Regions from separate parts of the Homo sapiens genome. Here all the other regions are linked to region 4. A link is a contact called in ENCODE Hi-C or POLR2A ChIA-PET data. All regions are on one chromosome and are shown on one strand. The core of a region is the stretch at or near the end of the contact, and the rest is flanking DNA. Distances in the headings are between cores, read along the strand shown. Region 1 overlaps GCNT2 (glucosaminyl (N-acetyl) transferase 2 (I blood group)). Region 2 holds the start of SYCP2L (synaptonemal complex protein 2 like). Region 3 holds the start of TFAP2A-AS2 (TFAP2A antisense RNA 2). Region 4 holds the start of TXNDC5 (thioredoxin domain containing 5).

Evidence for each region. A loop is a pair of places that touch in the nucleus more often than their neighbours do. ChIA-PET counts read pairs that join two places held with the same protein, here RNA polymerase II (POLR2A). Pooled maps may share reads with other maps.
Region 1: a loop to region 4 is called in a map of OCI-LY7, with 13 times the contacts of the local background. The contact joins the enhancer-like site here to the promoter of TXNDC5 in region 4. A Hi-C loop is called at or near these places in 1 of 168 maps with a recorded cell type or tissue (OCI-LY7), 1 of 37 single-sample maps with no recorded cell type and 7 of 50 pooled maps. POLR2A ChIA-PET finds 5 or more read pairs at or near these places in 1 of 52 experiments (activated B cell).
Region 2: a map of K562 shows a loop between it and region 4 (3-fold over the local background). The contact joins the promoter of SYCP2L here to the promoter of TXNDC5 in region 4. A Hi-C loop is called at or near these places in 1 of 168 maps with a recorded cell type or tissue (K562). POLR2A ChIA-PET finds 5 or more read pairs at or near these places in 1 of 52 experiments (naive thymus-derived CD4-positive, alpha-beta T cell).
Region 3: a map of CD8-positive, alpha-beta T cell shows a loop between it and region 4 (4-fold over the local background). The contact joins the promoter of TFAP2A-AS2 here to the promoter of TXNDC5 in region 4. A Hi-C loop is called at or near these places in 2 of 168 maps with a recorded cell type or tissue (CD4-positive, alpha-beta T cell and CD8-positive, alpha-beta T cell) and 12 of 50 pooled maps. POLR2A ChIA-PET finds 5 or more read pairs at or near these places in 1 of 52 experiments (activated CD4-positive, alpha-beta T cell).

Annotation. Positions count from the first base shown.
Region 1 is chr6:10,528,056-10,534,036 of GRCh38, forward strand. GCNT2 (glucosaminyl (N-acetyl) transferase 2 (I blood group)) reads left to right here. Exons shown (of 5, transcript NM_145649.5): 3 at 576-1,781. The coding sequence starts at 857. Among named protein-coding and RNA genes, the nearest start is that of GCNT2, 9.7 kb to the left of the region's middle. RefSeq lists an enhancer at 5,947-5,981. Within about 2 kb of position 4,461, at least 6 of the 41 ENCODE cell types and tissues checked have a DNase peak (open chromatin) inside an H3K27ac peak, as active enhancers do; they include OCI-LY7, where a contact is called at or near this core.
Region 2 is chr6:10,885,674-10,891,803 of GRCh38, forward strand. SYCP2L (synaptonemal complex protein 2 like) reads left to right here and starts at 1,379. Exons shown (of 30, transcript NM_001040274.3): 1 at 1,379-1,462; 2 at 5,840-5,908. The coding sequence starts at 1,454. RefSeq lists an enhancer at 546-1,314.
Region 3 is chr6:10,402,946-10,409,254 of GRCh38, forward strand. It overlaps TFAP2A-AS2 (TFAP2A antisense RNA 2), which reads left to right and starts at 1,557. Exons shown (of 1, transcript NR_145448.1): 1 at 1,557-4,982. It overlaps TFAP2A (transcription factor AP-2 alpha), which reads right to left. Exons shown (of 7, transcript NM_001372066.1): 3 at 3,848-3,899; 4 at 1,563-1,794. RefSeq lists enhancers at 99-1,298, 1,211-1,505, 1,301-1,918, 1,729-1,838 and a silencer at 1,219-1,598.
Region 4 is chr6:7,906,937-7,913,137 of GRCh38, forward strand. It overlaps TXNDC5 (thioredoxin domain containing 5), which reads right to left and starts at 3,852. Exons shown (of 10, transcript NM_030810.5): 1 at 3,578-3,852. The coding sequence starts at 3,840. The region is part of intron 4 of BLOC1S5-TXNDC5 (BLOC1S5-TXNDC5 readthrough (NMD candidate)); the gene reads right to left. RefSeq lists silencers at 2,927-3,016, 3,217-3,336, 3,707-4,136 and an enhancer at 5,977-6,126.

The sequences.
Region 1 (5,981 bases), core at 3,211-5,710, 2.6 Mb after region 4:
GTGATGATGGGCTATTGGTCGTTTTGTTGTTTTAAAAAAAGAAGTTAGCCTTTATTCATCCGAGTGCCACAGTCACTTTGTGCAGTAAGTTAGGTGGTGAGGTAAGCTTGCTAATTAATGGGCATTTTAAAGGACTTTACCCAGCAGCAGACAAAATTAAGCCCTGGAAAGAATTTAGCCCAGTAGCCAGTCATATGCCATGTCGTATAGCATACCCAGCCAATGGGGAGAGCGAGGTGTGGCTGTGGAAAAAGACAGGGTTAAGCAATTTTTTTAAAGCACTACATATTTATTGATAGAATATCTCTCCAGGCAGTATTCACATGCTTTAAACTGAAGCTCGTAGCTTGGCAGTGCAGTTTAAGCAAATAAACTCAGGCTGTTGAACACAATGATTAACAGGAAGCAGGGGAGGGGACATAGTTACTAGACTCTGGCCGGGACAAGAGGCTGAGGTTAAGGTCTTAGAGCCGATGACTTGCAGAATGGTCACCTCACCCACTTGTAATTTCATGGTGGGAACAGGTGGACCCCCTGGAATCAGAACCTCTCTGAGGACATCTGTTTTTGTGTAGACACAGGTTGCAGGTTAGCAGGAGAACAGGCAAGCCAAATGCAAAGGAGCCACTTCAGAAATGTGTCACAGAAAAGTGAAAATGCAACCTAGTGGTAAGTGAAGAGGGGAAGAAGAAAGAAAAAGGACCAGAACCGTGAACTGAAGGGACAGGGAACAGCCAGACGAGAGCTTCAGCCATCACGAGGATGATTTCGGAACCTGGAGAAAATGTAAGTTAAATATATCTACACTCTGATCCTATCTCAAGAGAGAGATATTTTACTCATTTCCTGGTTGTGAATGATGGGCTCTTGGAAGCACTGTCTTTTTAGCGCGTCTCTTATCTCTGCCCTGATTTTTGTATTTGTTTACAATACTGAGTTATGGGAGAATAAACGTTTTCTGAGGGCAGCTCTGTCCAATGCTTCACTGTTAGCAGAAGCCTGTCATCAGATTTTTGAGGGGAAAGTTTTTTACCCAACAGAAAATGCATTGAAAACTACCCTTGATGAAGCTACCTGCTATGAGTACATGGTTCGAAGCCACTATGTAACAGAAACACTCTCTGAAGAAGAGGCTGGGTTCCCTTTAGCTTACACAGTGACCATCCACAAAGACTTCGGCACTTTTGAGAGGCTCTTCAGGGCGATTTATATGCCCCAAAATGTCTACTGTGTGCACCTGGATCAGAAGGCGACGGATGCCTTTAAAGGTGCAGTGAAACAGTTACTCAGCTGCTTCCCAAATGCTTTTCTGGCTTCCAAGAAGGAGTCGGTTGTCTATGGGGGGATCTCCAGGCTCCAGGCTGACCTGAACTGCCTGGAAGACCTTGTGGCCTCTGAAGTTCCCTGGAAGTATGTCATCAACACCTGCGGGCAAGACTTTCCCCTGAAAACCAACAGGGAAATAGTTCAGTATCTGAAGGGATTTAAAGGGAAAAATATCACCCCCGGAGTGCTGCCTCCTGACCACGCTGTTGGACGGACTAAATACGTCCACCAAGAACTGTTAAACCACAAAAATTCCTACGTGATTAAAACAACAAAATTAAAAACTCCTCCTCCTCATGACATGGTGATTTACTTTGGCACGGCCTACGTGGCTCTCACAAGGGACTTTGCTAACTTCGTCCTCCAAGACCAGCTCGCACTTGACTTACTCTCCTGGTCCAAGGACACCTACAGCCCCGACGAACATTTCTGGGTGACACTCAACAGGATTCCCGGTATGTACGTCTCTTAACTTTTATTTTTACGAATAAACACTGCATGGTCAATACTAAATAAGTTGCTTTGAAAAGAGTGGAAAAAATGGGACAAACTTCTTTACGGTTTTAAATGTCAAATTAAAAAAAAAATTTCATCTGTAAAATGGTAAAATGGAGATGTGTTATATCACCCACTCTTGTGAACCGCTCTGTTCACAGGACAAAAGACCGAAGGAACACTGGCCATATAAATAAAAACGTGACCGAGCACAGTGGCTCAAGCCTGTAATCACAGCACTTTGGGAGGCGGAGGCAGGTGGATCACTTGAGGTCAGGAGTTTGAGAGCAGCCTGACCAACATGGTGAAAACCTGTATCTACTAAAAATACTAAAAAAATTAGCCAGGCGTGGTGGTGCATGCCTGCAATCCCAGCTACTGGAGAGGCTGAGGCAGGAGAATCGCTTGAACCCAAGGGGCGGAGGTTGCAATGAGCCAAGATTGTGCCACTGCACTCCAGCCTGGGTGACAGATCGAGACTCCATCTCTAAATAAATAAATAAATAAAATGTAAACCTTATTCTCCTTTAAGCGCAACGCATTTAAAATCAGGAATATGTATTATAAATAAAATTTGAATGACAATTTGAAGATTTCATAATATTTTTGTCTCTGTTGAAGCTCCCATCCTTTTGAAATGGGAGCAAGATACAACTTTCAAATTTTTTATTTGCAAGCTCTTTTCTGGTCTTGAATCAAAAATCTAAAGCATGGCCAGGCATGGTGGCTCACGCCTGTAATCCCAGCGCTTTGGAAGGCTGAGGCAGGAGGATCTCTTGAAGCCAGGAGTTTGAGACCAGCCTGGGCAACATAGTGAGACACTGTCTCTATTTTTTTTCAAGAAGTTAAAACAAACAAACAAACAAAAAAACCTTATTGCACCTTAAAGATTTCTAGGCTGAGCGCAGTGGCTCACACCTGTAATCCCAGCACTTTGGGAGGCTGAAGTGGGCGGATCACAAGGTCAGGAGTTCGAGACCAGCCTGGCCAACATGGTGAAACCCCGTCTCTACTAAAAATACCAAAAATTAGCCAGGCGTGGTGGCGCATGCCTGTAATCCCAGCTTCTCAGAAGGCTGAGGCAGTAGAATCGCTTGAACCCAGGAGGCGGAGGTTGCAGTGAGCCAAGATCACGTCATCGCACTCCAGCGGAGACTCTGTCTCAAAAAAAAAAAAAAAAAGATTTCTAGACTAGTACCTCCATTTTATAGATGAAGAAACTTCAATGTGATTACATGATGTGCTCAAATCCCACAGCTAGTAAGCAAATGCACCAATTATAAACCAGGTCTCCTAAGCCTGATGTTCTTTTTAGGTTGACTTTCAATAAGGTCTCAATTGTTGCTAAATCAATTCCATCTCTCCTTTGGTCCAAGTTCCAAATGATTTTTGAATAATCTCAAGTTGTTTATAGTGAACCAATTTAGTCCTGCTAGTTCAATTCAAAATAAGAATTCATATTTGCAGTTCAAAGGAAAAAGTAACTGGAACCTGTATGAAGATCACAGTCCTGGTTTCTTTGGATTGCTGGTTCAACCCTGGATGCACATTACGATCATCTGGGGCTTCTAAAAATAACTAAGCCAGGGCCTGTTTCCCTCCTTGGGGCAAGACCTAACTATTGATATTTGTACAGCTTCCAAGTGATTCTCATGTACAGCCAGGGGTGTAAACCATTGCAGGTGCTTGTTTTAGATATTGGCATACAAAGCTTCATAGGCTTAGAATTCTCTTTAAGTCTGTGATTTTCTCAGAGCCAGAAGGGGAAGTATAGTGATCAAAAGAAATTAGGGCTCAGGAAAGTCTGGTGGGGAAAGCACAGAGCTGTTTAAATAGAATTGTAGTGTCCAGAGTAAGGGAAGTGAAAGCCTCACTTCTCTCCCATGTGCTTGGAGTAGGATGTAGACTCTTCAGGTCTGGCCACCCTACTATACGGGGAGACATTGACACAGCAGTTCCAAAGAGAGCAGCCAGGGAGGTAAAAAGGCCAATCCCCACTTTTTTTTTTTTTTTTTTTTAGAGAAGACCAAGACAAAGAAAAAGGATAATTGATTTGGAAAAGACTTGAAGAGGGATCGGTGTCTTTACCTAATTAAAAGATTTGCTCAGGAAAGAGAAATTAGACCAACTCTGTCGTTTTGGAAGTAGAATCTAGGGCCAGCGGGTGGGAGATGAGAACACATGGAGCTGGGAATAAAACGGGCAGCTTCCTCAATGGTGAGCAAAGCCAAGGGAAGCAGGGCTGGGGAAGTGCTGCTGAGGAAACCTCAAGGATTGGACCGGATGGCCTCCGAGTCCCTTCCCACTCTCAGAGTCTGTGATCCTAATCAGGGGACTCAACAGAAACTTAAGGGAAACCCCCTGACTTCTCGACTCGATGTATCTATTGGAGCTGGATTTTTACACCCCGTGTTAGCAGTAACAGATTGGCAAAGCAATAGAAAACAAATGCACCAATTCATGTTTTTCAGAAACTTAACAAAAGTTAGCCCCTGAAGTCATTTCTGTGTTATGTGTGTGGAGGAACACTGCCGGAGGACCCTGACCAGCTCTGCCAACTCTTTTTTTTCTTTTTTTGGATCTCACTCTGTCATCCAGGCTGGAGTGCAGTGGCACAATCACGGCTCACGGCCTCAACCTCCCAAAGTGCTGGGATTACAGGTGTGAGCCACACAGCACCCAGCCCGTGCTGGTCTTGACCTCCCAGGCTCAAGCCTTCCAAGAGGCTGGGACTACAGGCATGTGCCCCCATGCCTGGCTAACTTTAACTTTTGTAGAGACGAGGTCCTGCTGTGTTGCCAGTGCTGGTCTTGAACTCCTGGGCCCAAGCGATCCTCCTGCCTCAGCCTCGTGAGCCACCACATCGGGCAAGCCCTGCCAACTCTTTCCTGACCTGAGGCAGGGCTGAATGTAGGAGGTTAGGGAATTAGAAACCTAAGGGTTGTCTTGTTTAATTATTATTCCGGCTATGTGGAGATCTGAGCCATTTTCCGTTGTAAGGGTCCTTCTGGTTGATGTGTATATGTTGTGGTTTTTGCTTTTTTTTTTTTTTTTTTTTGGCAGGTGTGCGAGGGACATTTTGAGATTGTTCCAATTCATTGTCATGATTGAGGGATTATGATTAGGATTCTGTAAAGTAACTAGTCCAGGCCAGGTGTGGTGGCTCACGCCTGTAATCCCAGCACTTTGGGAGGCTGAGCTGGGTGGATCGCCTGAAGTCAGGAGTTCAAGACCAGCCTGGCCAACATGGTGAAACCTATCTCTACTAAAAATACAAAAATTAGCCGGGTGTGGTGGCACGTGCCTGTAATCCCAGCTACTCGGGAGGCTGAAGCAGGAGAATCACTTCAGCCTGGGAGGCGGAGGTTGCAGTGAGCCAAGATCCTGCCACTGCACTCGCGTCTGGGCGACAGAGTGAGACTCCATCTCAGAAATAAAAATTTAAAAAAAAATTAGTCCAGAAAAACATCTCACAGCTGAAGTGGTCTCATGGGAAGGGAGAACAGCACTGCCCAATAGGAATGCTATAATGGGAGCCATAGATCTAAAATCAAATTTTAGATTTTCCAGGAGCCACATTAAAAGAAGTAAAAAGAAGCAGATAATATGAATTTAAAGAATGTATTTTATGCCAGGTGTGGTGGCTCTCGCCTGTAATCCCAGCACTTTGGGGAGCCGAGGTGGGCGGATCACTTGAGGTCAGGAGTTTGAGACCAGCCTGGCCAACATGGTGAAACCCCAACTCTACTAAAAATACAAAAAACTAGCCAGGCGTGGTAGCTTGTGCCTGTAACCCCAGCTACTCGGGAGACTGAAGCAGGAGAATCGCTTCAGCGATTTAGGAGAACCAGGAGGCAGAGGTTGTGGTGAGTTGAGATCATGCCACTGTACTCCAGCCTGGGTGACAGAGCAAGACTCTGTCTCAAAAAAAAAAAAAAAAAAAAAAAAAAGAATGTATTTTATTTAACTCAGTTTGAAACATCACTTTTACTTGTGGCCTGTGGCTGCGACCACAGGCAGGGGAGGTGGACCACGCATCCTCATTGCTGGTGCAGTGGTCAGGCTCTGCCGCCCTAGCAGCACCGAGACGTTGGCCGTCCTCATGTCGCAGAGTCTCCACCTCTGCTGGTTTTGCTTTGCCTGCTTCTACTTTATTTGAA
Region 2 (6,130 bases), core at 129-2,628, 3.0 Mb after region 4:
CCCTGGTATTATATTTGTATTGACTCACAATAGCTTATACTCACAGCTGTTCCTGTCTTGATTACTAGTTTAATATTACAAAAGTCCATTCATTGAAAAGGAAAAAAACTTGCGTTTGAATTTCCTTGGTTTAGATTAAAATAGGTAAATTAATGTAAGAATGTTTACATTATACTTTCCAGGAAATTGATATGACAGGCTTTGACATAAACATTGTTTTGAACGGACTAGAAATGTGTGCAAGTCCTGGGCTAACAGGGGTTCTGGTTTTGTTATGTTTTGCTTTGGTGTAGACAAATATCTTCCGTACATATTATGACTTGAAATACTCACAGGTCTAGTTATAATACAAGTTGATTTTTACACAAAGGATGTTTGGATTGGAGGGGTCTTTTTTTTGTTTTTTGTGGAAAACTCTAGTCCAATTTAATTTTGCCACCGTGTTCACACAACTGGCCACCTATCCGAATCAGCCTAGCCATTGGTACGCATACTTGTCAGGTTAAAGGAAATAGGCAAACAAAGAAACAAAAAAACAAAAACAAAAACAAAACTATTTGCTTTGATTAAAAAAAAAAATTCCCCTTCCTCCCCACCACGGTACTTAAAAAACAACCACCAAACACACTTTGTGTGTGTGTGAAATCAGGAATGTATTAATAATATCGGGTACAAGTCTGGTTACCATAGGAAAGGGTTCGGCTTCTGTCTGCACACATCAATGGACCAAAAACTGCTCCTCTGGCTGTTTTTTTTTTGAGACGGAGTCTCACTCTGTCCCCCAGGCTGGAGTGCAGTGGCGAGATCTCCGCTCACTGCAACCTCCGCCTCCCGGGTTCAAGTGATTCTCCTGCCTCAGCCTCCCCAACAGCTAGGATTACAGGCACGTGCACCGCGCCCGGCTAATTTTTTGTATTTTTAGTAGAGACAAGGTTTCACCATGTTGACCAGACTGGTCTTGAACTCCTGACCTCAAGTGATCCACCAGCCTCGGCCACCCAAAGTGCTGGGATTACAGGCGTGAGCCACCGCGCCTGGCCGCCCCTCTGGCTTTTTAAGGCGGGGCAAAAACTTGGAACAGCTACCACAAAGCGAACGCCTATCTGTTTGGAATTTCGCAAATAAGGAACGTTTAAATGACGTAGTTCACATCCTTTGAGTGCTGGCTTTCTCTTAAAGGGTGAGTGCGTGCGCCCAGGTGGTTTGGCCTGTGTGCGCTAGTTACTTGCACGCGCTTCTTGAGTCTCAAAACACAGAGCTCTAGTAAACTTCAGGGGGCGGATTCGTCAATTACAGTTGCGGAAGAAGACTCGACTCGAAGAGCGGTCCGCCACCAGGGCTCTTTCGGCAGCGCCCCCAGCGGGCGGGGCTCTTGGGCGGGGAAGCAGGAGAGGGCCGACCGAGCGCAACAAAGCTGAGCGGCGCGTCGCTTCAGGAACGAAGAAGCCTCGTTATGCAAGCGGTGAGTGACCCCCGAAGGGCCCGGACCTTCTGTCCACAGTGCTAGGGCGCGCGAGGGCGCGGGGTCCCTGGGGCTCAGGTTCTGCCGCCTTGAGGTGTTCGCTCAGAGACCGGGTGCTGGGCATAGTCCCCCGCCACCTCCTTGGGTTTGCTCGGAGTGTATTGGCAGCCTGCGGGGAGACCAGGCAGAATAGAAACCTCGGATCCCTAGCTAAATAGCGCTCAGGGAAAGGGGAACCGGAGAATTCGTGTTCGGAAAGCAATGAGATAGTTCTTTTCTAGTTGCTTTGCGTATTTTCCTAGCCGGTTTTCCAGCCCTCTTTCCACCTTGCTGCGTAGAAAGTGCAGAAGTGTTAAGCAACCCCAAGTGCTGGGACTTCATTTAACCGAACGACAAAGGACAGCCCCTAAGATAAAGCTACAATTATTACTTATCAATAAATAATAAAAAAAAACACATGAAGTTTGAGCCCACCCAGGGACGCCAAAAACAACAAACAAAAACCACCTGGGGCGTGTTTCTAACATTCTTCTGCCTGGGTTCCTGGTGGTAGAAATTCTGATGTAATTGGTCTACGGTGGGCCGGTAGTTTGTTAGTTTGTTAGTGAGGACGCCAGGTGATTCTGATAGCCAGGGGTAACTGCTTGCCTAGATCCAGGAACTCACTCTTGTTCTCCATAAAATCCATCTGTCATCTGGCGCCATCTTCCCAGCCATGGGGAAACAGATTTGGGACAGAAACCTTTCTAACATCAAGCTACGCTTAAATTCAGAGCACTTAAGCATAACCTCCTCACCCTCTCCATCCCTGTTACATTGAAAGCTGCCATTCACTGAGCCATTTTTATGTGCCCAGGCACTATGCTAAGAACATTACAGACATTCTGTCAGTCAGTCCTCACTCCAATCCTTCCATATAGGTGTTACCATCTTTTTTTTTTTTTTTTTTTTTTTTTTTTTTTTTTTTTTTTTTTTTTTTGAGACGGAGTCTCATTCTGTCGCCCAGGCTGGAGTGCAGTGGCGTGATCTTGGCTCACTGCAACCTCTGCCTCCCGGGTTCAAGCGATTCTCCTACCTCAGCCTCCCGAGTAGCTGAGACTACAGGCGCGCGCCACCACGCCAGGGTAATTTTTGTATTTCTAGTAGAGACGGGGTTTCACCATGTTGGCCAGGATGGTCTCTGTCTCTTGACCTCATGATCTGCCCGCTTCGGCCTCCCAAAGTGCTGGGATTACAGGCGTGAGCCACAGCGCCCGGCTATCATCATGTTTTTTAAATGAGGAGACTGAATCTCAGAGAATCTAACGATCTTTTCTGCCTAAACCATCCCACTTTCTGATTTTCCTGTCAGGTTCCTACCCACAAAAGCTGCCACATGATCTTCACAGAAGGGGGATACCTTTCTGTGTACTAGAGTGGCTCCAGAAATTCCAGAAACAGGAAGCATTTCTTTGGAATTTGCAAAGTACTGACCACCAAGGCCAGAGAAGGTTGAAAGGAGGTAGAAATAAAAATAAGCAGAGCATCTCTGCATACGAATTGAACTGAAGGAGAGATAGGGCCGTGTCTATAGAGAAAAGAGGTAAAGAAGCTTAACATAAAGGCTCCCGGGAATATTTTCTTTGGGATGGGAAGTATTTCCCACTAATTCAGAATTTGTTGACAAAACTTAGAAATTATAGATACGTAGCATAGTGTTTATTTGATGTCAGTTTATGCTATGAATTAACACCCTTTTTTTTTTGATACGGAGTCTCACTCTGTCACCCAGGCTGGAGCGCAGTGGCTGGATCTCGGCTCACTGCAACCTCCACCTCCTGGGTTCGAGTGATTCTCCTTCCTCAGCCTCACGAGTAGCTGGGTCTACAGTCACGTGCCACTGCGCCCAGCTAATTTTTGTATTTTTTAGTAGAGACGGGTTTCACCATATTGGACAGGCTGGTCTCGAACTCCTGACCTCATGATATGCCCGCCTTGGCCTCCCAAAGTGCTGGGATTACAGGCGTGAGCCACTGCGCCTGGCCTAACACCCAATTTTAATTGTAGCTTTAGCTGTTCCTCCTATCTCACTTTTGCCTCTACTCAATTATCCACTAACACAATGGTTCTTTTTCTTTGCCTTTATCATTTATTTTTAATTGACACATATATTAATTGACACATAGTAATTGCACATGTTAATTGGGTGTAGTGTGATATTTCCATATGTGTATACAGTGTGTAATGATCAAATCAGGGTAATTATGCATATCCATCACCTCAAATATTTATTTCTTTGTGTTGGGAATGTTCAAAATCTACTCGTATAGCTATTTGAAAATATACAATAAGTTGTACATTATAGTCACCTTGCAGTACTATCTTACTCTAGAACTTACTCCTTCCAGCTAGCTGTAATTTTGTGTTCATTAACTAACCTCTGCCTATCTCACTTCCTCTTTTCTAGTGACCACTATTCTCTCTACTTCTATGAGATCAGCCTTTTTTTTTTTTTTTTTTTTTGAGATGGAGTTTCACTCTTGCTTCCCCAGCTGGAGTGCAATAGTGCAACCTTAGCTCATTGCAACCTCCGCGTCCCGGGTTCAAGCGATTCTCTTGCTTCAGCCTCCCCCGTAGCTGGGATTACAGGCATGCGCCACCCTGCCCGGATAATTTTCTATTTTTAGTAGAGACAGGGTTTTGTCATGTTGGCCAGGCTGGTCTCCAACTCCTGACCTCAGGTGATCCACCCACCTCGGCCACCCAAAGTGCTGGGATTACAGGCATGAGCCACCGCACCCGGCCGAGATCAGCTTTTTTAGCCTCTACATGTGATCAAGAACATGCAGTGTGTCTGTCTGTGCCCCGCTTATTTCATTTAGCATAATGTCCTTCAGGCTCATGCATGTTACCATGAATGACAGGATTTTGTTCTTTTTTCTGGCTGAAAAGTATTCCACTGTGTGAATATACCACATTTTCTTTATCCATTCATCCACTGATGGACACTTAAGTTGATTCCATATCTTGGCTATTATGAATAGCGCTGCAGTAAACATGGGAGTGCAGATATGCCTTTGACATACTGATTTCTTTTCTTTTGGATATATCTCCAGGAGTGGAATTGCTGGATTTATGATAGTTTTTTGAGGAACCTCCATACTGTTTTCCATATTGTCTATACTAATTTACATTCCTACCAACAGTGTACAAGAGTTCCTCTTTTTCCATATCCTTGCCAGCATTTGTTGTTTTTTGTCTTGATAATGGCCATTCTAACTGGGGTAAGATAATATCTCATTTTGGTTTTGATTTGCATTTTCCAATGATTAGTGATGTTGAGTATTTTTTCATATACCTGTTGGTCATTTGTATGTCTTCTTTGGAGAGATGTCTATTTAGCTTATTTACCCATTTTTAATTGGATTGGTTATTTTGCTGTTGAGGTGTTTGAGTTCCCTGTATATTCTAGATATTAATGGCTTGTTGGATGCATAGTTTGCAAATATATTCTCCCATTCTGCTGGTTGTCTCTTCACTCTATTATTTCCCTTTCTGTAAGAAGCTTTTTGGTCTGTATAATTTCATTTGTCTATTTTTGCTTTCATTGCCTGTGATTTTGAGGTTTTCTCCATAAAATCTTTGCCCAGACCAATGTCCTAAAGTGTTTCCCCTATATTTTATTCTAGTAGTTTGGGATCTTAAGTGTAAGCTTTTAGTTTATTTTGAGTTGATTTTTGTATATGGTGAGACATGGGATCTGGTTTCATTCTTCCACATATAAATATCCAGTTTTCCCAGCACCAGTTATTGAAGAGACTGTCTTTTCCCCATGAATGTTCTTGACACCTTTGTCAAAAATCAGTTGGCTATAAAAAAGTAGATTTATTTTGGGTTTATCTATTCTGTTCCATTGGTCTACATATGTGTCTGTTTTTATGCCAGTACCATGCTGTTTTGTTCCTATAACTTTGTAGTATATTTTGAAGTCAGGTACTATGATGCCTTAAAGACACTTTTATTTAACTTTATTTTACAAGCTCTCATTCTGAAAATGGTTTATTAGTTCAAAGCCTTTTTACTTCTACTTTATAATCATCATTATAGAGTTTGTTTATTTTGTGTGATTATTTATTCAAATGATGTTTGCTTTGCTTCTTCTGATAGTTTGTACTGTATTTGTCTTAGACCATGCTAAAGAAGGTTGGATAAAGTTTTTCTCTTTTTTCTAAGTACTATTTTACTTAGACCTATAATATGAGCAAACAAAAATTTCTGTTCAGGAAAACAATACAAACCTTTAATTTTTTTTTTTTTTTTTTTTGCTTTGTGTTTAAAACTTGAAATGCATTTCTTTGAAATAAAAATTGTTTAAAAACATGTTTTTATTCCACACAGAAAAACAAAGATGCTTTGCAGCCTATTAAGGAAGACAGGACTGGGAAGGCCCAGGATGATGCTTTCTGGGTAAAGATCAAGTTTCTTTTATAATCTCTCTCTGTGTGTGTGTGTGTGTGTGTGTGTGTGTGTGTGTGTGTGTGTGTGTGTGTATGTGTATATGAGTGTATGTATTCTTTCTAGTTCTGTGTTCCCTGGGTCATTAGCAAACTTGTTCCTCCAGTTGCTCAAATCAGAAGCAGAGAAATCTTTACTTCTCCTTCCCTAATCTCTCATGTCCAATTTATTACT
Region 3 (6,309 bases), core at 307-2,806, 2.5 Mb after region 4:
TTTCTCTGCTGTTACAATCACACCAATCCCAATGGGGTCTTTAAAACTGTCTTTGCAAGATATGCTGTTAGGTTGTTCCGAGTAACCAAAGTTATCATCACTCTCACGTTTCTTGCTCTGGCTCTAGCCCCAAAGGGAAATTCGTTTCGCCAACTGTTTACGTGCCATGTCACCAGCCTAACTGGAAATGTCAAAAGCTGATATCAGCCCTAAAAGTTTCACTGATTTCAGAGACAATGGAGGCAGTTCTAAACAGATGTCTAAATAGAATCCCATAATCAGAAAGTGGTTAAGATAAATTGTTTAAATAAAACAGCAAATTAATTAATTTCAGATTTTATTCCCTACTCAAGTGCTCTTTAATTGTGTGGATTAGATTATACTCCCCTAGGTAAACAGTCTCCAATATTGGGGATGGGGGAAGGGAAGGAAAAAGCAGAGGGCAAGGAAAAGATCTGTGTCAGTGAAAGACTACAAAGGGAAAGCAAAATGACTGTGCAGGAGGAAGAAAAGACTAGAATGGTTGATGTTAAACCCTTCCAAAAAATGATCTTTATAGGCTTTGTGCGGGATATAGCCACTAGAAAGGAACTGTGGGTCTATCAACACATAAGTAAATGAATAACAGTCAAAACAATGAAGTTCTCAGTATTATTAAAGAAGAGAAGAAACATTATCCGGGTAAGTTCAACACAAGCCCCACAACTCACAACGTGCAGTGGAATCCTAGGGGTAGGAAGCCCACAGCAGGGAGAAAACTGCCCTAAGGGAAGGTGCTTTACCTTGCTGACCCTTATAAAATCTTATCTACTAAATGAATCACTCAAACCTCGCAGGGGTGAGGTAAGAATCCCTGGCTATGTATGTAACAGATGCATTCCTTGGTAGTGACTACACACAATGCACGTAAACATGCTCGCACGCAGCCTGGCACACATCAGGGCCTCAGTAAATTGGGAATCATCATCATATGCAAACGCCTATAGTATGGGGGTCTGGAGATGACAGCGACCGGAAAGCATGGCGTGCGGACTCAAGAGGACAACCATTCTCTTCCTTTAGTTAAAAGCCATTCTATTAAAACCCTATACAAGGCACGACCGGTTACCCTCGGAGACCCTACTCAGAGAGGTAAGGCAAAGCGAGGAGCCTGAGAGGAACTTTTCCTGGGCTTGCAAGGTGTGCGCGAAGAGGGAAAAGGTGGCTGTACGGCGCCCCGCGGCTGCAGTGGCCGGGATTGAGCCCGCGGCGGAGCGAGCTGCGCTTGCGCGAGGAGGAGGGCGGAGCGGAGGACTCCGCGAGCGCGCGGCAGCGAACGAAGCGCGCACCAGAACTCGCTCGCGGGAAAGCAGCGGAGAGCGCAGGCGCGCGCCGCATCGCCCGCTCCCCCGCCCCCAGATCCCGCCCACTTGGCTCTACGCTCTTCTCCCCGCCCCCTTTCCTTTCCCGCGTAGGGAGGGCCGCGGCGCGAGGCCTGTTTGCGTCGCCGCCACCGCCCCGGCGCAAGCGCAGTGGTTCCCCCGGCCGCGGGGCGGGGCGGGCGGGGCCGTGCCGGGCCTCACCTCCGGAGCACTCCGCCCAGCAGCGACGCGTTGAGACACTCGGGTGGTGAGAGCCGCCGCTGCACTTCCGCCACCGTGACCTTGTACTTCGAGGTGGAGCTGAGGAGCGAGAGGCGACCCGGAACTGAACAGAAGACTTCGTTGGGGTTCACCACGCCGCCGAAGAGGTTGTCCTTGTTAATAGGGATGGCGGAGACGGCATTGCTGTTGGACTTGGACAGGGACACGGGGCCTGCGGAGACAGAGGGGAGGCCGCGTGTTGGGCGTCGTGGATCACCCCCAAATCCTGCCCGACCCCGGCCCTCATCCCGGCCAGGGCCGGATCCCAGGCTTTGGGCCACAGTCCCCGCTTTTCCGTCCGGCTCTGAAATTCTGTGGCTCTGCTACTTCCCTTCCTCGGGCTCGAGCCCTTCCCTACCTCACCCGGCGGCCGGGAGGCGGCCCTGCCCTCCCCCAGCCAGCCTGGCCTGCGTTTCTGCCTTGACCCTTTCCCCTTCGCCGTCAAGGGTGCTCTCTAGAGATGGGTGGTGAAATTGGTGACCCCTGAGGCGCTGAGCATCCGAGCGGAGTGGGCCCCAGATGAGGTCCAGGACCACGGGTTCAGGGTGCAGGGGAGGGAATTACATTTGCAAACCGAGAGCAAGTTACTTGTACTTCAGGGGTTTTGCTGGGTGGGGTTTTAGTGTCGGGGAAAAACTGCTTCAAAGACCCATTATTAAAATCAGCCGACAATTTAGATGGCTAAAGCACCCTGTAAACGAGCGTTTTAATTGAGGCACCACGCTGGGAAGTGGTGGATTTTGTTGTCCACACCACACGTCCCGTCTTTTTGATAAATAGGCCCTTTCCTATGTTCAATTTTGAAAACGTCTCAGTTTTGGAGATCCATTCCAAGGCCAGTTTTGAACTGCGGAGTGGGGAGGGAAGAACAGGCCTACAGTGGAATACTAGCAATGTGCCCTTTTGTTAAGTAAATACTTAACAGTCCTCTGCTAAAGCGCCTTTATTGGGAAAGTGGGTATATATACTTCCTAGTTAAAACCATAAGCTCTTTATTGCTGGACTCACCACTGTTAGAAAAAAAAAAAATAGAAGACCTGCAGAAAGTATACTAATGCATTACGTTTCTCAGCACCAGTGTAATTCAGATGCATTCACAACCATTTAAGTACAGTATGCATTGTATTTTAAAATTCCATTTGGAGACATCATATGCACACAATCTCATCACAGTGTTCCTTATGCGTTCTTTAATGGGGATATGCTAGAGGTATAGGGAGGTGGGGGGCTCTAGGTTTTGGATAGATCACTTGTGACATTAATAGCTCTGGGGAGGCTAATAGAGACAATAGGAGTTAAACGAACTCTTGAGAGATTACTAATAAAAGAGCCAATTATCATGTCGACTTGGAAAGAGCATCTCTTAAGATTTATCCCTTGCACATCTAATTTGACGTGACAAAGACTTCACAGATGCAAAAATGAAACTTTAAACTAGCTAACAATATACTGATTGGGGTTAGAAATGAGAACAGTTTTATATAGCATCGTCCTCTGGTGGTGCCTAGAATCCTGAAATGTAACATTGCCACCATAACCAAAAAAAAAGCTGCTACCAAGAGTGAATAGCATTTAATTCAGTAAACTTTATTTCTACTCACTAAACACAATACAGATTACAAATCCATGCAAATCACTTGACACTTTTCTAACAATTTCTCCTCTGAACAAGTATGCTAATATTCCTCCCATCTTCAAGATACTAATTTTAACCAAAAGCTAAAATTTTGTTAACCTAATTCACAAAGTTCTAAGACCCTTAAACAGCTAACAAGAAACTAAATTGAAGAACATGAATGTTTTTTTCCTCTACTAAAGAGTGCTTCTTATCATCTGTTCTTACATTAATGTTAAATTATTTGTACTATTTTAGCATTATACACTTCTTAACCTTCATCCAGGCAATGGATTAAACTATCAAACTGTTTCAAAATTGAAATGCCACTTCCAAATCAGTTCAACTACTGTACATTTTGTGTGTTTGTCCAAATATCATTAAACTAAATTAAATGGTCAAATCATGAGTCAGAACAAAGCTAGCCTGTTGGCATTACCAACATACTGAAGGCTGATTATTTAAGCATTGCTGTTCTGTGCCTATCTATTTGCTAATTCTGAGCCTTTAGGAAATCCTATTTGGAAAAAATAAACACATCTCTGCAAGTTCTTTTAAATAGCACTCTGCCTGTAAGGACATGCTTGGAATGCAGAAGGAAATGGCTTACCTTTCTTAATTACAGTTTGATCTGGGATGTTAATACCCGGGTCTTCTACATGCTGCAACAAAAGGATACACATGGATGTAAGTGTATCATCAAAACAAAAGGAAATGAATATTCCCTGCAAGATGGGAGGAGGGGAAGGTGTAGAATCAAAATTCCCCCTCCCGTATAATGACATTTATATATAAACATCTCATCTTGGCTTATTGGAATTTGGGGCTTTGCAACTCAAGAGGTTTCACTGCACACCCATGGCCAATTTCTCCTCCTCCAGCAAATAATCCATGTTTAAAAGGGGTGGAGATGGGGAATAAAACTTTCTTTGGAAATTAAATCAAGTGTTGGAGCACCTAATCATTCTCAGTCAGTTCAACATTTAGAAATGTACCTAGCTTTAGATTGGCGCCTCAGCGGCTTCTGACTTTAGCAATTCCAGTGTTCAGGCAGCGAAAGCCAGGGAAACACAATAGAAATGACAGGGGCGGGAGTAACAGGAGAGTGTTGGAAAAGAAAAGGTTTAGGTAGTATAATAAAGAGCAAACACACACACCTTTATGGAAAACTCCACATAAATTTTTAGAAAGACTACTGCCTAAGCCTGGGTATGATAGGAATATGAAAATGACCAAAACCAAAAAACCTTTGAGCTTGCTTTCCTGTTGTCCAACAGCAGGTTTGTTGTTAGTGTGGGGTGTTTTTCTTTTTCTTTTCTTTTTTTTTTTTTTTTTTACAGATGGATGGGTATACGTGTGCGCACTAGAGTCAAAACGTGATTAGAAAGTAAAATGAAGTCATGTTTTCTAATGCAGAAACTGACAGGCAATATAATGTCTGGCTGTGTTTACAAATTAGCACCAGGGCTGCTGAGATAGAAGATTTTGCAATCATTACCAAACACAGGCATTACCATTTAAAAAACTATTGCTTCCTTCTCTAGTCTTTGTCCAACAATAATACTGATTCGAACATTTTCCATTCTGTCTTGGATTTATGCTCCTGTTAATTGTGCCTGATCGCAATGATTCCGGGTGGATGGTACTAAGTTGCTTTATTACAGGTTTTATTATACTCAATGCTCTCATTTGTAACTTGCCTAAAGTGCTTCTGGATTTAAGTATAATTAAATTGAGAAATGTTCAGAAATGACTACTGCTGCAGTTCTTGTGTTTTAACTATATGGGGAAATATGATCCCTTTATGCATGCACCCTAAACCCATAAAGTAAATGTAGTGTGGCATAATACTTTTATTTGTGTTATTTCTAGACCTTGTCCATACAGGGAAGACTGTTAAGTTTAAAACCCCACTGAGATATTAATGATTAAATAATTTTCACCATCGATTTGATTTTCTTAAATATTTAGCAGTTATACTTACTAAAGGTTAACTGTTGCAGCAATGGGAAAAAATTGAAAACAACCTTTTTCTTGACCCAAATTCCTTTGAAAGAATTTTTTTCTTAAAAGATGGGGGAGGGAGAGGGAAAAACAGCAACTGGGTTTCCTTGTTTTTGTTTAATCTTTTAGTTAGTTTCTCCTACTGACCAATTTTGCCACAAAGAGTGAGTATACAGGTGTTAAGAATTCACCTTGAAATTTTTGCAAAGTAGAGCAATTCTCATTCACAGTAGTTCCAAAAGCTTGCAACATTATTTTGCAATTCAAATATTTTCAAAGAACAAGCAAGGAAAAGATTCAGAGTGCTTTGGGAAAGGGAACTAAAATAATCATAACTCCCAGTTCATGTTTAAATTGCTCTTATATAAATTAGTGCTCCTCTCACTTCCAAAAAAATGCACTGTTAAGTATCAGTTTCTAAAAACATGTAAGTATGAACACACATATACAGACATACAGTGCTCACTAAACCTTATACTGGATCAAGTGCCCACTTTCCTGCCTTCCATGCAAGGGCTGCTAAACATAACCAACAAATTTCAGTGACTAACTGGGCCAAATGAGAGATGTAATAAATTTTCTATTTTCCTACGGAACTTAAATAATGTTTTAAATTCACCAAGCAAGGAGGTAAGTTCATCTGACCATTTTCCTTACAATCTAATGTAGTAATCATTAAACTGTCAACGGACATACTGCTGCAATATTTGATGCAGTAATTTGAAATAGCATTTTAGTAAAAATCACATCCAGATACATTTCCTCTCCAAAGAAAAGCAGCTTTAACAGAAGCCTTTACAGCTTTAATAAAATTATTGGCTTGCTCTAATTCCATTTCAGGAGGGTTGTGAGGAAACCATAAATATATAGAATTGAAGCAGAGGTACTGGTTTAAGTTTAATTCCAGAAAGTATTTTCAAATTATCAATAGCCTGGTTTGCATTGTAAATAGTAAATGTGCTAATGCCATGCTTATTTAGAAATCATTTTAAACTGCATTTATTGATAACTAAATTAGAACTCAAATAATGTATTACCCAATAGTCTCGAAACATTTAATTTAATATG
Region 4 (6,201 bases), core at 2,602-5,101:
CATTTGGTGTTTAACCAAAGAAGCCATGATAGTTCTAATGCTGGAGGAAACGCTGGCAGTGGGGACTGACTGACTGACTGGGGCGGTGTCCAACAAGGCACCTTCCTAAGGGACTGTCAAGGGCAGTTCTGACCTTCAGGGGACTTTGATCAGATATGCTCATTCTGGAACTTTAGAACTCCTCTGCAATCTTGACAAGGTTTTGTTTTGCTACTGCTTTTTTTTTCCCTTTTTTTTTTTTGAGAAAACACAAGATTAGATTAAGAATGAGAATAAACAATAAATAAGTTTGTGGTGCGCTAAATCAAAACTGACCATTCTGGGCCATCACCAAGTTGGGCGTGCCCTTGCTCCTGGCTGTGATGGGGCCACAGGTGCTATCTAGTCGGCCCTGCGGCTACAGCACCCAACTCTGAGACAGGCAGCTGCACTCAGAAGGTAGCCTGTGGCCAAGAAGTAGAGCAAAGCTACCTGGTCCAAATCTTGACCTCACTGTCACCAGGTTCAGGGTGACTCACAAACTGGCCATACAGAAGTTGTGACCTGATGTTGGCAAAAAATCTACAGCAGCAGGATAACCCTGCAGAAGCCAAGTGCAGGGCAAAAATACACAGATTGATGTTTTTGTTACAGGGGCCCCAGCCCCTTAATCACACGTGGGCTTTCACCACTCCACGGCAGCTGAAACTGGAAAAAGGTATGTGTGTGTTGAGGGGGAGTCCACTGAGTCTTCTATCTGAGCTCCAAACGCTCAGCTCACCACTCCAGGACCTCCTTCCCTCTCCTGCATAGACCCCTCCAGAGTCACCACCTTGCTCTCAGCCTTACAACTTACCAAAGTGTTGTGCCAGGTATTGTTGGTCCTACTTGATCTTGCCCCTGCTGACCTCCCATTTGACTCGCCGCCCACTCAGCCTCCTTTCCTGGCAGCCTATTCGTGAGCCCTACTGCAGTATCTGCAGTTTTCTGAAAGGGCCCTCTTAAAAGTCCAACTTAAACACCATCATAGAAACCCACATATCTCTGTTTAAGTATTTGTAGTAGACTATCAAGAAGTCAACAAATATGCCAGGTGCGGTGGCTTACGCCTGTAATCCCAGCACTTTGGGAGGAAGAGGCGGGCAGAACACGAGGTCAAGAGATCGAGACAATCCTGGCCAACATGGTGAAACCCCATCTCTACTAAAAATACAAAAATTAGCTGGGCGTGGTGGCACGCACCTGTAGTCCCAGCTTCTCAGGAGGCTGAGGCAGGAGAATCGCTTAAACCCAGGAGGTGGAGGTTGCAGTAAATCAAGATTGCGCTACTGCACTCCAGCCTGGCAACAGAGCAAGACTCCATCTCAAAAAAAAAAAAAAAAAAAAAAAGTAACAACATAAAGCTAATTATTCTGGAAGCATCCAGCTAAATGTCTACAAGCCACATATAATGGAAAAGGAATTTACTTAATACCAAGTGCCCAGATGTGCCAGTTTTCTCTCACTCAGCCCAGGACTAGCTGGTATTTATTGCAAAGATTCTAAACTTAAAATTCCTTTGGCACTGTGGGGACTTATTACATCTGCATGTCAGTTTTTCTTTAAAAAAAAAAAAAAAGTAAAGAATGGGATGCGATGGCTCATGCCTGTAATCTCAGTACTTTGGGAGGCCAGGGCAGAAGTACTGATTGAGGCCAGGAGTTTGAGACCAGCCCCGGCAACATAGCGAGACCCTGTTTCTACCAACTACAACAAAAACAACAACAACAAAATAAGCTGGGTGTGATGACCTGCGCCTGTAGTCACAGCTACTTCAGAGGCTGAGGCAGGAGAATCACTTGAGCCCAGGAGTTAGAGGCTACAGTGAGCTGCGGCTGCGTACCACTGGTTTCAGGCTGGGTAACAGAGCAAGATCCCATCTCTAAAATAAATAAATAATGAAGAAAGAAAAAAGAAAACCCATCGACAGATGTATTCCACTGAAATAGGCTCCAATTAAGTAGTACACTTAATTGAAATAGTTGCTGAGAATACTCCCGAACAAAGAGAAACTGTTAATACTGCCTGATTGTTTTATGTTACAAAGTAATTTCTAAACCATTGGAGTTGTAAAAATTCGAGTCAGTTGGTTCTTAGGAATGTGAAACATAATGTACTTCATATACACATTGTTAATAAACCCACAGTGGCCCTAAAAGTTGATTTAACTCCAAATGAACTGAAACGCAGTAATAGCCTGAATACAAGGTTAAGAGAAAAACGTTTCTCCCAGTTTGAAAGGTACAATTTCTGAACTGGCCATTTTTCTTAGGGTACCTTTTCTCTATGCCTCCCTACATCCCTTTCCCAAGTGAGCCTCTACTGAGCTCTGGGGAAGAATACCAAGTTCTGCAACAAGAACCTGCAGGCTATTCCAACCTCTCAAAGGTCTTGTGTCCTAAAATTATGGCTTTCTGCTCTGGCCTGTGGTCACTTCCCTTCCTCGGGGCATCCCGGCACTGGCAGGAAAGCTGTGCACATGCTTGTGTGAATGACAGGAAGCTCTTCCGTGGGATGAGTGCCAGGGTAGGGTCTCTCAGGTCAGCAGCGAGGCCCACACCAAAGCCTCGCCCAGAGAACCAAAGCAAGAGGGACCATCTGCTCAACGGAGGGGCTTTTCCGATCTCACACATAACAAGTGACCTGGACCCGAGAGAGCAGCAGGGAGGTGACAGGACAGCCTGGAGTTGAGGACCAGTGGGCTCCGTTCAGAGATTACATCCACCCTGAGCTGCAGGGGGGCGGAGGGGTTCCAGAATTCGCACTACCTTGGTCTTCCCGGGGTAGCTCAGCAACCCTCCTCTGCCCGGACCACTCCTTCCTATCCCACAAAAGACGCACAAAGTGGGAAACCACACCTTCCTGGGTTCTATTTTTCAGTTAAAGCCTCTGGAAGGGGACGTGCCCGCAGTCTGTCCCAGCCGACCCCGGTGGCCGCGGCAGCAGCAAGGCCGCTCTGGTGAGTGCACGTGGCCCACGGGCAGGCCGCGCGTCCGGCCGGCACAGGAAGTTTGGGGCGCTGGGCAGGGACCGCGGGGTGACATTTGGACTCCCGGCTGCCCGAAAGGGCGACGACCCCACCTTCCCCTCCCTCGGTGCCGAGGTGCAAGAGGCGGTTGAATTCAGGAGCGCGGCGCAGGGCGGGCTTTTCCCGGCTGTCCCCTAGGGGTCCGCCCCCTCCTCCCGCACCGCCCCGGCCGCCGAGCGCCACGTCAGCCGCCAGTGCCCGGCCCGCTGAGCTCACGCCTCCCGACCCGGAGCCCCAAGCCCTCGGTCCCCTGCAGTCCCCGGCTCCCGGCCCCGAGCCGCGGCGCCCGCGCCCCCCGCTCCCCGCCAGCCGGAGCCCCGAACCCGCAGGGTCCCCGCGCTCCCGGCCCCGCGCCCCCAGTATTACACCCCGCACCCCTGAGCCCCGAGCCCCGCGCCCGTAGCACGCACGCCGCAGACCAGAGCCGTCGGCGTCCACGTGGCCCCGGGACCCCCCGCCCGCGGCGCCCAAGCGCCCCACGCCCCGCGAAGCGCCAAGTGCGGGGCAGGGCGCCGGCCTGCGCGGCGTTACCAGGGCGCGAAGAACATGACGAAGTGCGCGGCGCTCTGGATCCCGTGCGTGAACATGTCGGCCGTGTACAGGTGCTTGCTGTGCGGGTCCTGTCCGTCCTCGCCGTCTGCCGCGGGGGGCCCGTCCGCCGCCGCCGCCGCCGCCTCCTGGGCCCGGGCGCCCCAGCGCCCGCCGCCGCCATGGCCCAGCAGCAGCAGCAGCAGCGCAGTCAGGGCCGCCGGCCGGGCCAGCAGCGGGAGGAGGCGTCCTGGGCGCGCGGGCATCGCGGCGGGGCTGGGCGCGCTCTCGCCGCGGCCTCCGGTCCCCTCGCAGCGCCCGCCCCGCGCCCCGCCCCGGAGAGGCCGCGCCCCTTCCTCTCCCCGCCCGCCCGCGCCGGCGCGCGACCGCTACCCGCCCGAGCCCCGGCTCCGCGCACCGGCAGGGAAGGGCTGGAGCGAGGGACCGAGTCTGGGAGAGCCTTCCGAGTCCGGCCTCCTGCCTTCCCGCCATGGGACGGCTCGCCCCAATCCCGCGAGGCTCCTGCGCCTCCGCAACCCAGGCCCGCACCCCTTTCCCCAGGGGCCCGCTCTGCTCAGAGCGGCGGTGAACACACGAAGTAACGATGAGGCCAGCGGGAAGCCACGGAGGGGCAGGTCAGCCTCGGCTAATCTCAGCTCACACAAGCACCCCGCGATTTCAGGCCAAAGGAAGGAGAGAGCTGCTGTCAGCAGAATATAGGAAATCGGGCAAAAGACGGTGGGGTTTGCACCTGAATTAGTTAGATTCTTGGCCAGAGCTCAACTGTGATTCTCGACCTGGGCTCAGAGGGGTGATGAAACCCGCTTCCCAAGTGAACCCCTTGCTGGTTACCCCTGCCCGGCCTCAACTCAGGGATGAAGAGGAAAGAAAGTCAAAGCGGCCTCTTCTAGACAAGAAGGCACCTAGCAGGACTGACTGGGGTCCTACTGTGCCCTCATTTATGCCGGTTACTAAAATGAATGACAGCACGCCTGCTATGGCTGAACTCAGCCTGTGGAATGGCCCGAAGGCATCCCTGCCCAGCGACTCATAACTCGCACCTGCACACACACCTTACAGCAGATGGTAATCGAAAGCTCCAGCCCTACCCCGGGGATCTGAAGCTAAATTAGAATCACCGGGTTGCTCTCCGGGATCCTGCCTGCTCTTTGATTATCCTCAATCCAGGAAGCCCCAGGTAGTTAACTCCTGGCTTGGCAACAGGGGACGCGCCCACTGTCTCACCTGTCATTATTCTGCTCCCGCCTTAGGCCCAGCCACTTATGAACCTTTAACCATGGGTTGCCAAACACCAAAACCATCAATCTCCCTCCAAAGTCTGTTCTTCCAGCCACTTAAGCTTGAAACATGGGAGGCATCTTGTATTGCTCGCTCTTTTCCCGTGTGTCTCAAAATTCAACCGCATTTCCTGTAACCATGATTTCCTTCCAGCATTCTCAGTGTTCATACCCTGAACGGAGACTAAGCCTGGCCTATTGCAGTAGCTTTCTAAGAGTCTCTTTCATTCACATGGCTGGAAAATTAATTTTCCTAAAGCCTGCCTTTGACCAAGACAGTTTGCTGCTTAAACTTGGACCAAAACGCCACCACTGTCCCCATGGCCTTGGCCGATGGGGTGAAATAGTCATGCCTGGGGCAGCCATTCAAGGCCTTCCGTGATGTGGTTGCATCATGCTTTGTGTCCCTGTGAAACTCACTCAACACTAGAAATCCAGGGATTCTCTCCAATAACTGTTATTGCCAAACTCTAATCCCTGTGTTCTCCAACACCTCAAACCTCCCAAACCCTTCCACGGTGCTGTTGGGAAATTCCCACAAGCATCGCCATACACTCTTACAGCATCAGTGTCTTTCGTTTTTAACTGAAACACAGTTCTAGGAGCTCTCTCAAGTGTTGGCTGCTCATTCTTTCACACCTGGAGTCCCTCAGAGCCAGGAAGTAAAGCTGATGCCTTCCTGGTTCCCCATTGCTCCTTCCAAATCCTACAAAACCTTCAGTACTCCTTAAATTGATGCCACTGGGCATGGCACCCTCTTCCCTGCCAGTTCCTGTCATTCTTCCACATCACTCTTCCTGGTTCAGTGAAGACTTTGGTTCCTGGCTCACAGTGTTCCTGGCCACCCCTTTCCTGTCTTTCATTCCTGGCATCTTCAGCATCCAGGTGGATGCTCCATCTACCTTTCCCTCAGTAACTCACACCCAAAAGGGAGACCCTAGCACTTGTCATCACCAGCATCTGCACCATCTCCAAAATCTGAAGGCATCCACTCTGCCCAGCACCTCCTCGACTGTTTGCTCAAGAAACCCATTTCTGCAATGCTTCTTTCTCATCATGACCTCTGAGCTACCCACCCCACCATCTTCTACAATCCCCTCGCAGCCCAACAGACTGCTATGTCTTCTCTTGCCTCTTGGCCAAGTTACAGCCCATGGAGTCTCACCCTTCACTTCCTGCCCTGCCACATTCTCCCCACAGATGCTGGTGAGCTTTGTCTCTCTGGGTTCCCTGTGCCTTCAACCAGGTAGCCAGACTCTGCTGGAGAAAAATCGCACAGTCAAGCCGCATGTCTCCTTCACACTGGTAAAAATAAGCCTTAAATTCCTC